Regions from separate parts of the Homo sapiens genome. Here region 1 is linked to region 2. Evidence: chromatin contacts called from ENCODE Hi-C or POLR2A ChIA-PET data. All regions are on one chromosome and are shown on one strand. The core of a region is the stretch at or near the end of the contact, and the rest is flanking DNA. Distances in the headings are between cores, read along the strand shown.

Region 1 (6,395 bases), core at 3,165-5,664, 43 kb before region 2:
TGCCTTCTCCAGCATTTGGAAGAGCCAATGAGTATGTCCATTTTTCAGATGGACAGCCAAAGCCCCAAGAGGCCAAAGAGCAGACCAGGCAGGCAGCGAGGACAGAAGGCCCAACCCCAGGTGGCCTGACCACCCGCCCAGCAATGGGACACCACCTGTCAGAACCTCTTCCTGGGAAGGTGCTGATCCCTGCAAAACCACCACCACCTCCATCCTGCAGGTAACAAAGGCCCTGAATGGGAGGGGGCAGAGGAGAGGAAGGAAGGATGAAAGACAGAGCTGCACCCTATAAAATGGAAACATACAGGCAGGTGGGCAAGGTGCAGGGGGGAGGAGGGTGACCCCTCTACCCACACCATAGCACCCTGAAACTGATCAGCTTAAGAATCTCAGGACAAAGGTCTGGAAGGTGACCCCCAAATGGACACCAGCCCCCAACAGCCACAGGCCAGCCCCCCAGGCCCTTGTGGCCCTAGACCCCAGCCTCATCCCTAGCCCAGCAAATGGCCAATTCCTATGAAAACACACCAGTTAACAGGCCAACCCAAGGCCCTGGCCACCAAAGCCAGCTAAAAAACACAAACTCAAGCCTGGCAGAGAAGGGAAGGAGGGGCAGGTCTTGGCTTGCAAAGCCCGGGTCCCAGGGACAGTGTCCCAGCCCTGAGCCAGCTGGGGGTTGGGGAGGGCCTCTGCCCTGTGTCTGCTGGGACAGCTGTGCCCTCTTCTCCAGAGGACAGGCATTGCTCACCACTCGAGGTCCCAGCCCTGAAACATTTGACCCATGGCAAAACCAAACGTCACCCAAGAAAGGAAACTCCCCAGGCAGCCTCCACTGGCACTGGGTGGACCTGTAAAGCTTTCACCCCGCCCCCACACCACCTTCCATGCAGCTGAGGTCTGTCCCACCCTCTCCTGATGCCAGAGCCCCCTGCCACATGCACGACCAGGCCCCAGGGGCAGAGGGGCACACCCCTGAGTACCCCCTGTTCCCACAGTAATTCCACAGCAAATCCTGCAGGCACCCTTTCCCAGGGGAGGAAACAAAGACCACTGACAGCGACCTCCCACACAGCCACGGGGGAGATGGGGCAGGGGCCAAGAGAGGGCAGTCAGAGGGGCCTCCTGGTGGAGGTGAGCCCCCCACAGGCCCTGAAGGACAGGCACAGCTGGAAGAACCACCAGGTGCTGGCAGAGCCGGGAGCCAGTCACAGCAGCTGCCCGCGTGACCAGGGCTGCCGGCTCAACCTGCACCCCACACCCCAAGGGACTCAGAGCACCCGCCCCCCACCAGCCCTTCCTAGGGGCCCAGCTCGTCCCATCCACATCTGGGCAGAGGGTCACAGCTGCATGCTCGGGTCCAGGCCCAGCAGCCAGCCCTAGGCAAGGTTGGAGGCTAGCAAGCCAGGGCCACCATCGGACTGGGCCATTTTTCTCTCCCTGACACCTCCCCAGTCAACAAACAGGGCCCCTCCAGAGTTTACCAAAACAAACACCCTGCCGTCGGGCAGCGCCCGCGCTAAAAGACGCCCTCGTCAGGCCCGAGCGGGACTCCAAGCCCAGCCTCCTGAGAGTCACATGACCCTGTTATTTCGGGAGGCCCCGGAATGTGCTCTATTTTGGGTCCCAAGGGCTCTGATGTTACCAGAAGCCCCTCACACAGGCTGCAAGCTCACCCAGGCCCCCAAGTGCCCCAACTCCAAGAGTGGTCAGCGGGCCTACAGCTTTGCCACCGGGTCTCTCCACAGGCGCATGGGGTCTGGTGTGGTCTGAGACCTTTGGACTCTGTGGACTCCGCCTGAGTCCCACCATTCAGGATAAGGCCAGCGGGGGCCTTCTCCCCGGCAGGCGTGGGAGCGCGGCCAGCCCCGGGCAGCAGGGCCAGGAAGCTGGGGCTGCCTCTGGCGAGTCCCTCGGCCTTGCTTTCCTTCCAGATCTGGACGCTGCACTCATCCCTGCCCTCACTGAGCGGCTCGGTGGACACCGACTGGGATCCTCTCCCTGCCCACCAAGCCCAGCGGTAGTGAATGCTGGGAGGAGGAAGCCCTCTCTACCCCAGACCCCAAAAGCGGCTGGGCAGCTGTAAGGGGTGGCCGAGTCTCCCCAGCAGCTCCAGGTCTGACCGGTCGGCCAGCCGGGCCAAGACAAGCCAGGCCCTCCACCACCACTCACCCCGAGGAGGGATTAGGCTGTGTTGACAAAAGGGCTTAGAAAAGTAGCCGCTTAAATGGACCTTCGACTGCTCTGGACTTCAGAGCTGGTCACAAGCTTAGAAAAAAAATAAAATGTAATCAGAGCCCAGGGCTCTCTGCTCAGCCCTGGGGCGTGGGCTGCCTGGGAGGCCATGGGCCGGTCGGGAGAGCTGCTGCTCGAGAACAGAAGACTCCTAGCTTCCTTGTGGCAGGGGAGTGCCCAGGGAGATCCCTGGGGCAGTGGCTCGGAGGCACGACCTCTCCTCCTCACAGGGACTCCAGCAAGCCACCATGGCGACTGGGCACCCCTTGCTCCCTCGCCCTACATCCACCAACTCCGTGGACTATCCCTGTCCCACCCGGAGCATTAGAAACAGGGACCTGTTCGGTTCTCAGTACTCAGCTGAAGTGCAACCAGCCAGGCCCCTGCCACGTCCAGGGGCCAGACACTGAGCTGAGCATTCTTGTTCCAGAGGAATCGTCTGGGAGAGCCTAGCTCTGTGTGTGTGGATGTGTGTGTGCACATGTGTGAGTGCAAAGCTTTAACAGGGAAAGGCAGCCCCAGCCCACTCCACACTGCACTCGGTCACAGACAGCGCAGCATTCCCTCCTGCCTCACACTCAGCAGTACCACGAGCTGGGGGTGCTAATCCCAAATCCACCACCTTGTATCCTGGGGGCTCAGCCTCTCCCAGCCAGTTTTCTCATCTGCAAAATGGGCATGAGCGCCCACCCCTGGAGGCTGAGCCCTGGAGCTCATTCAAGGCCTCGAGCCCACCACTCCATCATGACAGAGGCAGGGAGTAAGCGTTAGGTCTGACAAACCTGGAACCCACCGCCTGCCCCGGTCACGGGGCAGCACACCTGCCTGTGAGTAGCAGAGGTACTCAGACTCTCACCCTCACATCCAGGAGGGGCTAGGTCCATGCTGGCTCCCCTTGATGCCCCATCTCACTAAACATCCCTGCAGCTACATTGGCTTCTGAGCACCTCCTGGGGTGGCCAAGCTGCACCCCAGGCTGCAGGGAGGGTGGGCAGGAGGGGCTACGGATGGCGGGGGCTTCATTCATAATCAGCTGTTTCGATTTCCATTCAGCACAAATCCTTCACCCGGCCTGACAGCCTGGCTGCCGTCCCACCACCAAATTAATATCCTTCCCGGAGCTAATTTATAAAGTCTCCCCCTTCTCACTAGCTTCCAAACCCTTGGGAGGGCAATGGGTGGGGGCCCCAGCCATGCCCTCTCCCCCTTCTCGGTAGGTCTGGGCCTGGAGTTGGCGGGCAGTCTGGGATAGGAAGCTACCGGGCGGGATGGCAGGAGGAGGAGGGAAACTGACCCTACGCGCCTCTGCGCTGTCCTGCTCACAAATGGAGAGCCAGCCTGGGAGAACACCCGGGGGTGCCAGAGTGAGGGGCCCCATTTCTGGAATGGGGCCTTCCCAGGTCTGACGTTCTGTTCATACAGCCCCGGGGGACCCTGCCCACCCGGGCGTGGGCTGCTTTGGGGATAACAGGGTCCCAGTCTGTTTCCTGGGCGGACACACACCCAAGGGCCAGCGGCCTGCTAGAAGCCGCAGCCCGACGGGCGGGCGGCGCAGAGGCCGCTCGGGGCCCAGCGCGCCGTCCCGGTCCCCAGGCCAGGGAGGCCGGAGCCGCGGAGCGCAGAAGTTGCTCCTCCCGCTCCGGCCGGGTTCCTGTGCGGCGCGGCTGCAGCTGGGCGCCGGGGCGCAGGCGGCCGCCGGTGAGCGGGAGACCCCTCCTCGTCCCGGGCGAACCTGCCACCCGCCCCCCGGCCCCGCCGCCCGCCCGCTGCCCAGCCCCGCCCCGGCCCCGCGAAAAGTTGCCCCGGGTCGACCCTCCCCGGGCCCGGCGCCCGAACTCACGCGAAGGTCGGCGAGGGGTCCGAGCGGGGCCCGGGCCGGCGACCCCCCGCGCGCGCCGCCAACGCGCCCCCGGCCCCCTCCCGCCCGCCGGCCCCCGGCCCCCGGCCCCGTCCCCGCCCGGCCCGGCGAGCACTCACCGAGCGGCAGGAAATGTTTGGTGTCCATGTCTGCGACTAACTCATGCCCGGCCGGCGGCGCAGGCAGCGGGCGGCGGGCGCGGCGGCCCCCGGCGCGGCCGGCCCGGGCCCGGGCGGCGGGGAGCCGGCGGCTGCGGTGGCGGCGGCGGCGCGCGGAGGCCGCGGCGCGGCGAGTTGTTGCAAAAGTCGCCCAACAATGTAAACTACTTGTGTCTGCGCGCCGCCGCCGCGCGCGCCCGGCCCGCGCCCCCGCCGCCGCGCGCCCGCGCCCCGCTCCGACCGCGGCGCTGCGGCGCCGGCGGGGGGGTGGCGGGGGGCCCGCGACGGGCGCTGACTCGGCGCAGCGCCGCCGCCACCGCTCGGCCCGCGCCCCGCCCGCCCAGCCCCGCCCGGAGCGCGCCCCCCTCCGCCGCCGCCGCCCCGCGATCGCCGCCCGCCCGGCCGCCGAGTTGAGAGCGCCGTGCAAACTTGCGAGTTCGCCTCCGCCAGGGGTTCCCGGGAGCCGCGAGGAGGCGGCGTGGGAGGGGGCGGGGCGCAGAGGGAGCGGGGCGGGGGCGGGGGCGGGAGCAGAACTCCCTCCCCGGGCCCGCCACACACTCGCGCACACACACACTTGCGCGCAAGGGCCCGGAGGAGGCGGAGAGCCGGGCCGGGAGCCCAGCGGCCGGGCCATTGTCTGCGCGGCCACACAAAGCGGCCGGGCGGTGGCCGCGAGGGGACCCCGGCCCGGGCCAGGCAAGCGCAGAGCCGGGCGGGATGGCCGCGGCACCCATACCTCGCACCCCGCCGCGGCGGACACGTGGGGAAACTGAGGCCCGGGAGTGGCGATGTGCCCCAACGGCAGAGGACAAGCTCCTCGTCCGGGGAAGGTTTCGTCTTCCGGACGCTACCCCCGGTCCACCCCACACTTTCACGCCCTACCCCCACGGAGAGACCCACGAGCCCACCGGGAACGAGGAGGGGTGCGCGCTTCGCCTCCTCATCGACCCGCACTCCTGGGACCCCTCTTCAAAGGCACCAGGCTGGGCAGGCGCTGCCCGGAGTTGGACACAGACTTTGTGGCCGGTGGCTATTTTTATACCCTGGGTAGTTCTCTGCCTGACTTTTAAATTCACGATTTGTTTGAAAACGAAAGGAAGCACTCCTGCCCCGGGACAGCTCGGGCCGCCTCCGCCGCGCGCCGCCCGCCGCCCGCCGTCTCGGGCGGCTGGAATTCGGATTTGGGTGTGAGCTACCTGCGCGCCGCCAAGCCCAGCCTTCCTGAGCAGGCGCCGAGGCGCCCCGCCGCGCCCTCCCTCCGCACCCCCACCGCGAGCTTGCTGACCACCTAGACCTAAGGGCCCGGGCTGCGAGGCACAGGGACTGACCATTCACGCAGGCTGCGCGTGGTGGCCCGGGTCAGGGGACGCTAATGGGGAGGGAGGTGAGGAGGTGATGACCGCGTGTGGACAGCCATGACACGGCCCAAAGATAACAGCCCGAGACCAGAGAGGTGTCCTGCTGCCTGGGTGCCCCTCAAGTCGGGCCACCCGGAGCTGGGTTCCACGAGGGCTCCGGTGGCCTGTTCCGGTGGGAGGTCTTGGTTCCACTTGGGACAGAAGTGCCCTGGTTGGGCAGCCCACCCCCAGCACAGCCAGAGCCCAAGGCAGCCCTCTCCCCCTCCCCCTCTTCACTGACCCCTGGGCCCCTACCAAAGGCCACCCCGTCCCCCTATTCACACACCCTGTCCAACAGGCAGCCTGCCCCACTCCCTCCGGGATGAGGGCCACTGTTGACACCTGGTCCTCACCCACTGTGGTTACAGCCACAACAGACCCACTTCCCCACTGCACATGGCATGCCGGCCCAACCCACTGCCCTTCTAAAACTGAGTTCCTCCTGCCAGGGAGGGGGGCGGCAAACAAAGGATAGGACTGAGAAAGAGCCCCCGTAAGCACCAACATACACTGCAAAAGTGCCATGTGCCCGCCGCGTTCCAGGCCTGTCTCTGTGACTGCTTGGGCCCCTCCTGACTGTACTCAGGTTGGGGGGTTGGGGGGGAGTCCCAGATAGACAAGGCCTGGGCCAGATTGCAGGTCCACCTCCTACCAACCGTGTGGCCTAGCTGGGTCACTTCCCTCCTTGTATCTCAGTTTTCTCATCTGTAAAGTGGGAACAACCACTCCCTCCTCACTGAGTCACTGAGA
Region 2 (6,210 bases), core at 2,072-4,571:
CATCTGGGGGACGGACGGCACTGTCTGGGGGGCAGACGGCACTGTTTGGGGGTGGGGGATGGGTGCAGGGGCCAAGTGATGCTGAGGAGCAAATAATGAAAAGACCCATGTGTTTGGTTATATTTCAATATGACATTTTTAAAACAATACACAAAAGGTATATCCCAGTGTTTTGGGGGGCCAAGGTAGGAGGATCTGTTGAGGCCAGGAGTTCAAGACCAGCCTGGACAACATAGTAAGACGCCCCACAACCTACAAAAAAAAAATAAGAATTAGCCAGGTATGGTGCCGCGTGCCTGTAGTCTCAGCTACTCAGTAGGCGAGGAAGGAGGATGGCTTGAGCCCAGGAGGTCGAGGCTACAGTGAGCTACGATCATACCACTGCACTCCAGCCTGGGTGACAGAGCTAGACCCTGTCTCTAAAGAAAAATTAAAAATAAATAAATAAAAGGCCTAAAATGAAAACAATGAGGGGGCTGAATTACCAGGGGTTCAAAATTGGGGTAGACTTCAGAATTTTTTTTTTTTTTTGAGGCAGAGTTTCGCTCTTGTTGCCCAGGCTGGAGTGCAATGGCATGATCTCAGCTCACTGCAACCTCCACCTCCCGGGTTCAAGTGATTCTCCTGCCTCAGGCCTCCGGAGTAGCCAGGATTACAGGTGCCTGCCACTACGCCTGGCTAATTTTTTGTACTTTTAGTAGAGACGGGATTTCATCATGTTGGCCAGGTTGGTCTTGAACTCCTGACCTCAGGTGATCTGTCTGCCTCAGCCTCCCAAAGTGCAAGGATTACAGGCATGAGCCACCACGCCCAGCTGACTTCAGAATTTTCAAATATGCATACCTGGGTTCTACCTTGTGAGGGTTCTGAGATGAGTCATGACACTTCACACACACACACACACACACACACACACACCATATACACAGATGCACACCACACAGACACACATCACACACACAGACACACACCACACCACACACTCACCATACATGCAGACACACACACAGACACACACACACACCACAAACACACGCACACAGACACAGGTCCAGTGAGGTTCACAGATCCCACAGCGGGCAGAGTGTCGGGCAGGTGCGGCTCACCCGGAGGAACGGACACGGCCCCGGGCCCAGCAGCAGTGCCGGTTCCCTCCTCAGGAACACACCTTGAGAAGCACTTGGTGGGGGGTCTTTGCAGGACTCTGAGGTCCGTGAAGCTCAAGCTATGACTCTGTAGTAGGACACGCCCACCCCAGGCTGGAGGGTCCTGGGGACACGCAGAGGTGAGGGGAGCTTTCCGGGGGGCACGTCCATGGCCAGCTCGTTCCTCCAGGAGTTGGCACCTTCCATGAGGGGAGAGCAGCACCTTGTCCTGGGGCCCCAGGGAGCAGACCACCCAGGGCTGTGCTTTTGTGGGGGTGGTCCCCAGAGCCCCTGCCCCTGCTTGTGAAAAATGCAGGTTTCCAGGCCCCGCCCCAGACCCACCGGCACAAACACACGGGGACCAAAGCACCCCTGCTGGTGCCCAGAGGCCCCACAATGCCCTTGCATGGCTGGGCGGTGCCCAGAGCCCCCACAATGCCCTCAGGTGGTCGGACAGTGCTCAGAGCCCCCCAAGATGCCCTCGCGTGGTCAGACAGTGCACAGAGCCCCCCACGATGCCCTTGCGTGGTCGGACAGTGCACAGAGCCCCCCAACAATGCCCTCGCGTAGCTGGGCCTCTACCTGTGGCCCTGGACATTTTAGGGTGAACACTGATTCCCAGTCTTTGTGGAAAGTGAAGTGAAGGAGACAGGGAGGGTGGGGTCAACCAGAGAATGAATTTGGGCCCCACCCCACCAGGGGTCTTGTGCGCTCTCCAGGCTGGTGGCACCAGGTACACTTGCATTTCAGCCCCTGGGTTTTCAGTAGAAACTCAGAGGTGGGGTGGCGGAGCTCAGCCTCTGCCGCCAGGGTACAGAGCTGCACTGGAGCTGCTCCCTCTGGTCTCACATGTCTGAAACTCACCCTGGCATCTCCTGCCATCCCAGGACACATGAGGGACTCTGAGGGACTCGGCGTGCCAGGAAGGGCTGGGAGCCAGGCTCAGCGGGAGGGCGAGCCCTGAGTGATTGGTCATGTTTGCCACAGTACAGGAGCGGGCCTGGCTGCAAGTTGGGAGGTCTGGGCTTACCACGTCCAGTTGAGGGCTGAGATTCCATCACCAGGAAGCCCTCCAACCTGCCAGAGCATGGGGTCCAGGGGGGTGCTCCCCTCCTGGCAGACGCAGCCTCTCAGGGCATCTGTGGCACTTTCCAAGGCTTCTATGGCACATCCTACCACCTCTCAGCCTATCCTCTCACCGCCCATCCATTGGTCCACCCACCCATCTGTCCACCCATCCACCTATCTGCCCGTCCGACTAGCTCTTGCCAATGTTGGGGGTGGTGGGAGGCAGAGGCGCTGGAGTGGGAGCCGTGGGCTTCCCAACACGGCTCCTCACAGTGCTGCCCTGTAGCCCACCATGGAGCTCAGGTCCCCGCCCACATAGACCGCCCTGGAGCAGGTGTGATGGGTGGCTCACAGGAGGCACCTCCAGATGACCCAGCCAGGGGGCTCGCTGCCAGCCCCGGGAAGGAGTTTAGGGTGGGAGCGGGGAGAGGCTCAGTCTGGCATGGATGACCCCTGTGTTTCCCGGGTGTCCTGCCTCCTGGGACAGGGAAGTAAGGGGACTGGGGTGAACCCAGGGCAGTGGGCACAAGGACAGGTGGATGTAGACGGGGCTCCCAAGGACAGGGTCTCGGCACTGAGCCTGGCCTCTGCTTAGACTGGCCTGGGTCAAGTCTGGCTGCTCCTACATCCTCTGTGTCATTGCTGAACCTCTCAGAGCCTCAGTGTCCTCATGTGTGAAATGGGGACGCTGGCTCTCGCCTCACTGAACCAATGTGCATGTAAAGCAATGGGCACCATGCTGGGCACACTCACTCGCCAAGGAGGCAGGAGCCCCACGCTCCCAGGACAGGCTCATCCGCAGCAAGAGGCAGAGACTGAGGCCTCCTGGTCGACCGCCAACTTCTCCTGGGAGGCGTCCCGCCAGCTCCTGGCTGCGTAAGAGAATGAACGTGTCAGGGAAAGTGCCCAAACCCTTGCAAGAGGGAAAGAACGTGAGAGGGAGGGGAAAGAGGCAGCTTGTGCCAAGATGGTTAAAACAACGCTATTCATACAGCAAAGAACTGGAAACCTCCCAGGTGCCCAACAATGGGGCTCGGGGAAGCCAGCGGCCAGGAAGGCAGCTGTACGGGCCCAGTCGGCACACGGCGCTGGGAGGGTTGGCAGCAGAGGCGGGGAGGGGCAGGATGGCGGCACGGGCGCGCCAGCCACAGCAACACAGCCGATCACGCTTAGTGGGCCAGAGGGCAAGGCGGGGGGGGAGGGGGGGACACACATGGGAACAGTGGCTTGGAGTCTTCTGTGTCCTAGTCCCCAGCTCTGTGGGGAGCCCCAAGTCTTGCTGCCCTCCTGACGGCACAGCAAAGGGGCTTTGGAGTCAGACAGTTGGGGCCTGAACCCAGACCTGTCATTACCAATGGTGCCATTGCTGGCCAGTGGTTCCACGTTGCTGGGCCTCAGTTTCCCCACCTCCAAATGGGGAAGGCGTAGTTCCATTAGGCAGAGAACAGGGGTCCATTAGGCTGGGGCAGGGGCAACCTTCCTCACTGGACAGTGGGGTTGCCAGTGGAAGGGGTTCTGGGGACCCTGGAAATGCAGACTGCCTCCAACCTCTGACTCTTCCAGAATTGGAGCCCCCGTACTGTCCCTACCCTCACAGTGAGCCACCCCTCGATGTGAGCTGATCTCCTGAGCCTGTCAGGCAACAGCTGCCCACAGACCTCTGGCTTCTGCAGAGGGGAGCCCAGAGGAGCAGAGGGGATGCGCAGGTGTAGGGAGGAGGCCCCAACTGTGTCTCCACCACAGCCTAGGCCAGAGCTCAGGAGGTGGCGACGCAGCCAGTGGGGAGAGCCCAGAGTCTGGGGGTTGGAGAAGAGACTGGAGCCCTCAGTGTCGGCGTGACCAGGGCTGGGGCCGGGAGCTGTGTCTGTGGATCCCTCCGATTCCTGTACTCAGGGCCCTGCTGGAGGCAGCCTCAAGGCAGGAGCCCTAGGCAGGGTGAGGGCAGAACCCGCTGGCTCAGGGCGGCCGTGAGCCATCGGGAGGCACTCAGGAGCACGCAGGGAGCCAGGCCCCGGCTAAGCCAAGCCGCGGCTCAAATGTGGGACTCTCCCGGGATCCTTCGAGATGCCTCCTGCCACGTCCCTCTGAGACCGGCATGTTAGAAAGCCCTTTCTTGGTCATCCCTTTATTGGGTTCACAGCCATCAGCACCATTTTACAAATGTTTTTACAGACAAGAAAACCAAGTCTTGGCAGGTCCTCGCAGATGACAGTGGCAGAACCAGTATTCAAACTCAGGTCTTGAGTGAGCCCTTGTCCTCTTTCTGCTGAACCACACTGCCTCTCCCCAATGGCCTCACGAGGGATGGGGTGGTACCGCCTGCGGCTTCTGCATCTGAGCCCACTCACTGCCTGGCCACCAGATAGATTGCAGCATCCACCTGCCCTTGTCCCCCATGTCCCCCACCCCAGGGACCATGCCAGCCCTTCCCTTCCTCCTCTGGGTGGACGGCACTGGGCCCAGGCTCTGCCGGACCTGGTGGTGGCTCCACCGGAACCCGCGAGAAGAGCTGAGCACGTACAAGCCATTTTCTCGGATGAGTTATAATTTTCCTTCATTTCCCCTTCAAAACACACTAATTAAACGGACATTGTTGAGGCGGTCAATTGAAATGCAAAAAAGCATCCTCTTTCTAAAGAACATCCCCATTTCTTTGGAGGCAATTGTGTGCATTGTGTTAACTGGGCAGGGACACGAAGCGCACACACGTGGACACATGCACACACGAGCAGACGTGCACACACACACACGCATGACTGCATATGTGCATCCATAAGCACAAACGTGCATGCGTGTGTGCGTCCACACACACGAACCCGGCGGAGACACTCAGTCTCACCTGAGCGCGCTTTCGTGCCCAGCACCAGGACTGTTCCGATGTCAGCCACGGTCACCAGGGCACCGATAGACTCAGGGAGTTCTTTTCTCCCGCAGCTGCCGGGGCACTGTCTCAGGAGCGTCCGCTGGAGGCCCCATCCCGCCATTCCAGGGGTCTCCTCCCTGGCCAGCCACTCCCACAAGGTATTGTCTCTTCTGTGCCCCCATCTCCGTCCTCACCTCCGTCCTCACCTCTGCCCCCACAGACGTTTCTGGACCCAGCCTGGAGACGGGGGAGGCAGGTAGCCTTGACAGACCTGGCCGGACCCGGACCCCTGTCTTAGGGCAGAGAGGACGGCTCCAGCTTGGAGCCCAAACACCAGGGAGGCAGCTGGGACTTGCAGGTCACCAAGGGCTTCCCTGGGGCACCACCCTCCTTTTGAAGTGTAACGCTTTATTTTTTTCATCAAGATATGGAAAACACACAGGGAAGTGTACAGAGAATAAGTAAATTGTCACAAAGCCATGGTCTGTGTAAGCACCACTCAGGCCAAGGGCAGGTACTTCCACCCCCTGCAAGACCCGAAGCCCCCCGGGCCCTTCCCAATCACACCCGCACACCCCTCTCCTGACTCCCAATATCTGAGGCTGCCTTTGCCTGTGTCCAGCTTTAGGCAAACAAGCTCGTTTCTTATTTTGTGTCTGGCTTCCTTCACCCAGCTCTGTGTGAGGCCCCGTGCTGCGTGTCGGTGGCCACATGCTCGTGTGTCTGCCTGGCCCACGGCGGAGGGACACCTCGGACCCTCCGGGCCCCTCCCTTGCTCCTGCTGCCCAAAGATCCTGCCAGCCCTACCCTTGCCAGGGCCAGGTACCCTGATGCAGATGGAGGGCCAGAGGCCTCCGTGGGGAGGTGAGGGACCTGCGGGCCCCCTGAGAGCCCACCGTCCTGAGGCCACCATACGGCCAGAGGTCCCTCAGGACGTGGGTCATGAGACTGTCCTTCTGCAACCCACACCTAGCCATGGAACCCTTGGGCCATGGCTGCCCCTGTGACCGCTGATGGTGGCAAAGTGCAGCTTGGCCTAAAGATATTCTGACTCCATTTATTTGTCACCTGTGTCTGGATCTTGGTGGGGACAAATCTTCTAGACTGTGTCTGTACCTAGGGAGAAAGGAGGAG

The links. A loop is a pair of places that touch in the nucleus more often than their neighbours do. ChIA-PET counts read pairs that join two places held with the same protein, here RNA polymerase II (POLR2A). Pooled maps may share reads with other maps.
Region 1: a map of ascending aorta shows a loop between it and region 2 (4-fold over the local background). The contact joins the promoter of RXRA here to the enhancer-like site in region 2. A Hi-C loop is called at or near these places in 9 of 168 maps with a recorded cell type or tissue (Caco-2, Right ventricle myocardium inferior, aorta and 6 more) and 14 of 50 pooled maps. POLR2A ChIA-PET finds 5 or more read pairs at or near these places in 7 of 52 experiments (BJ, CD4-positive, alpha-beta T cell, HEK293 and 4 more).

Annotation. Positions count from the first base shown.
Region 1 is chr9:134,324,474-134,330,868 of GRCh38, reverse strand. RXRA (retinoid X receptor alpha) reads right to left here and starts at 4,414. Exons shown (of 10, transcript NM_002957.6): 1 at 4,210-4,414. The coding sequence starts at 4,237. RefSeq lists enhancers at 1,269-2,198, 2,199-3,128 and silencers at 3,739-3,878, 4,617-4,666, 4,737-4,916.
Region 2 is chr9:134,280,287-134,286,496 of GRCh38, reverse strand. No RefSeq gene overlaps it. Among named protein-coding and RNA genes, the nearest start is that of LINC02247, 12 kb to the left of the region's middle. Within about 2 kb of position 3,321, at least 13 of the 41 ENCODE cell types and tissues checked have a DNase peak (open chromatin) inside an H3K27ac peak, as active enhancers do; they include ascending aorta, gastrocnemius medialis, heart left ventricle and 1 more, where a contact is called at or near this core.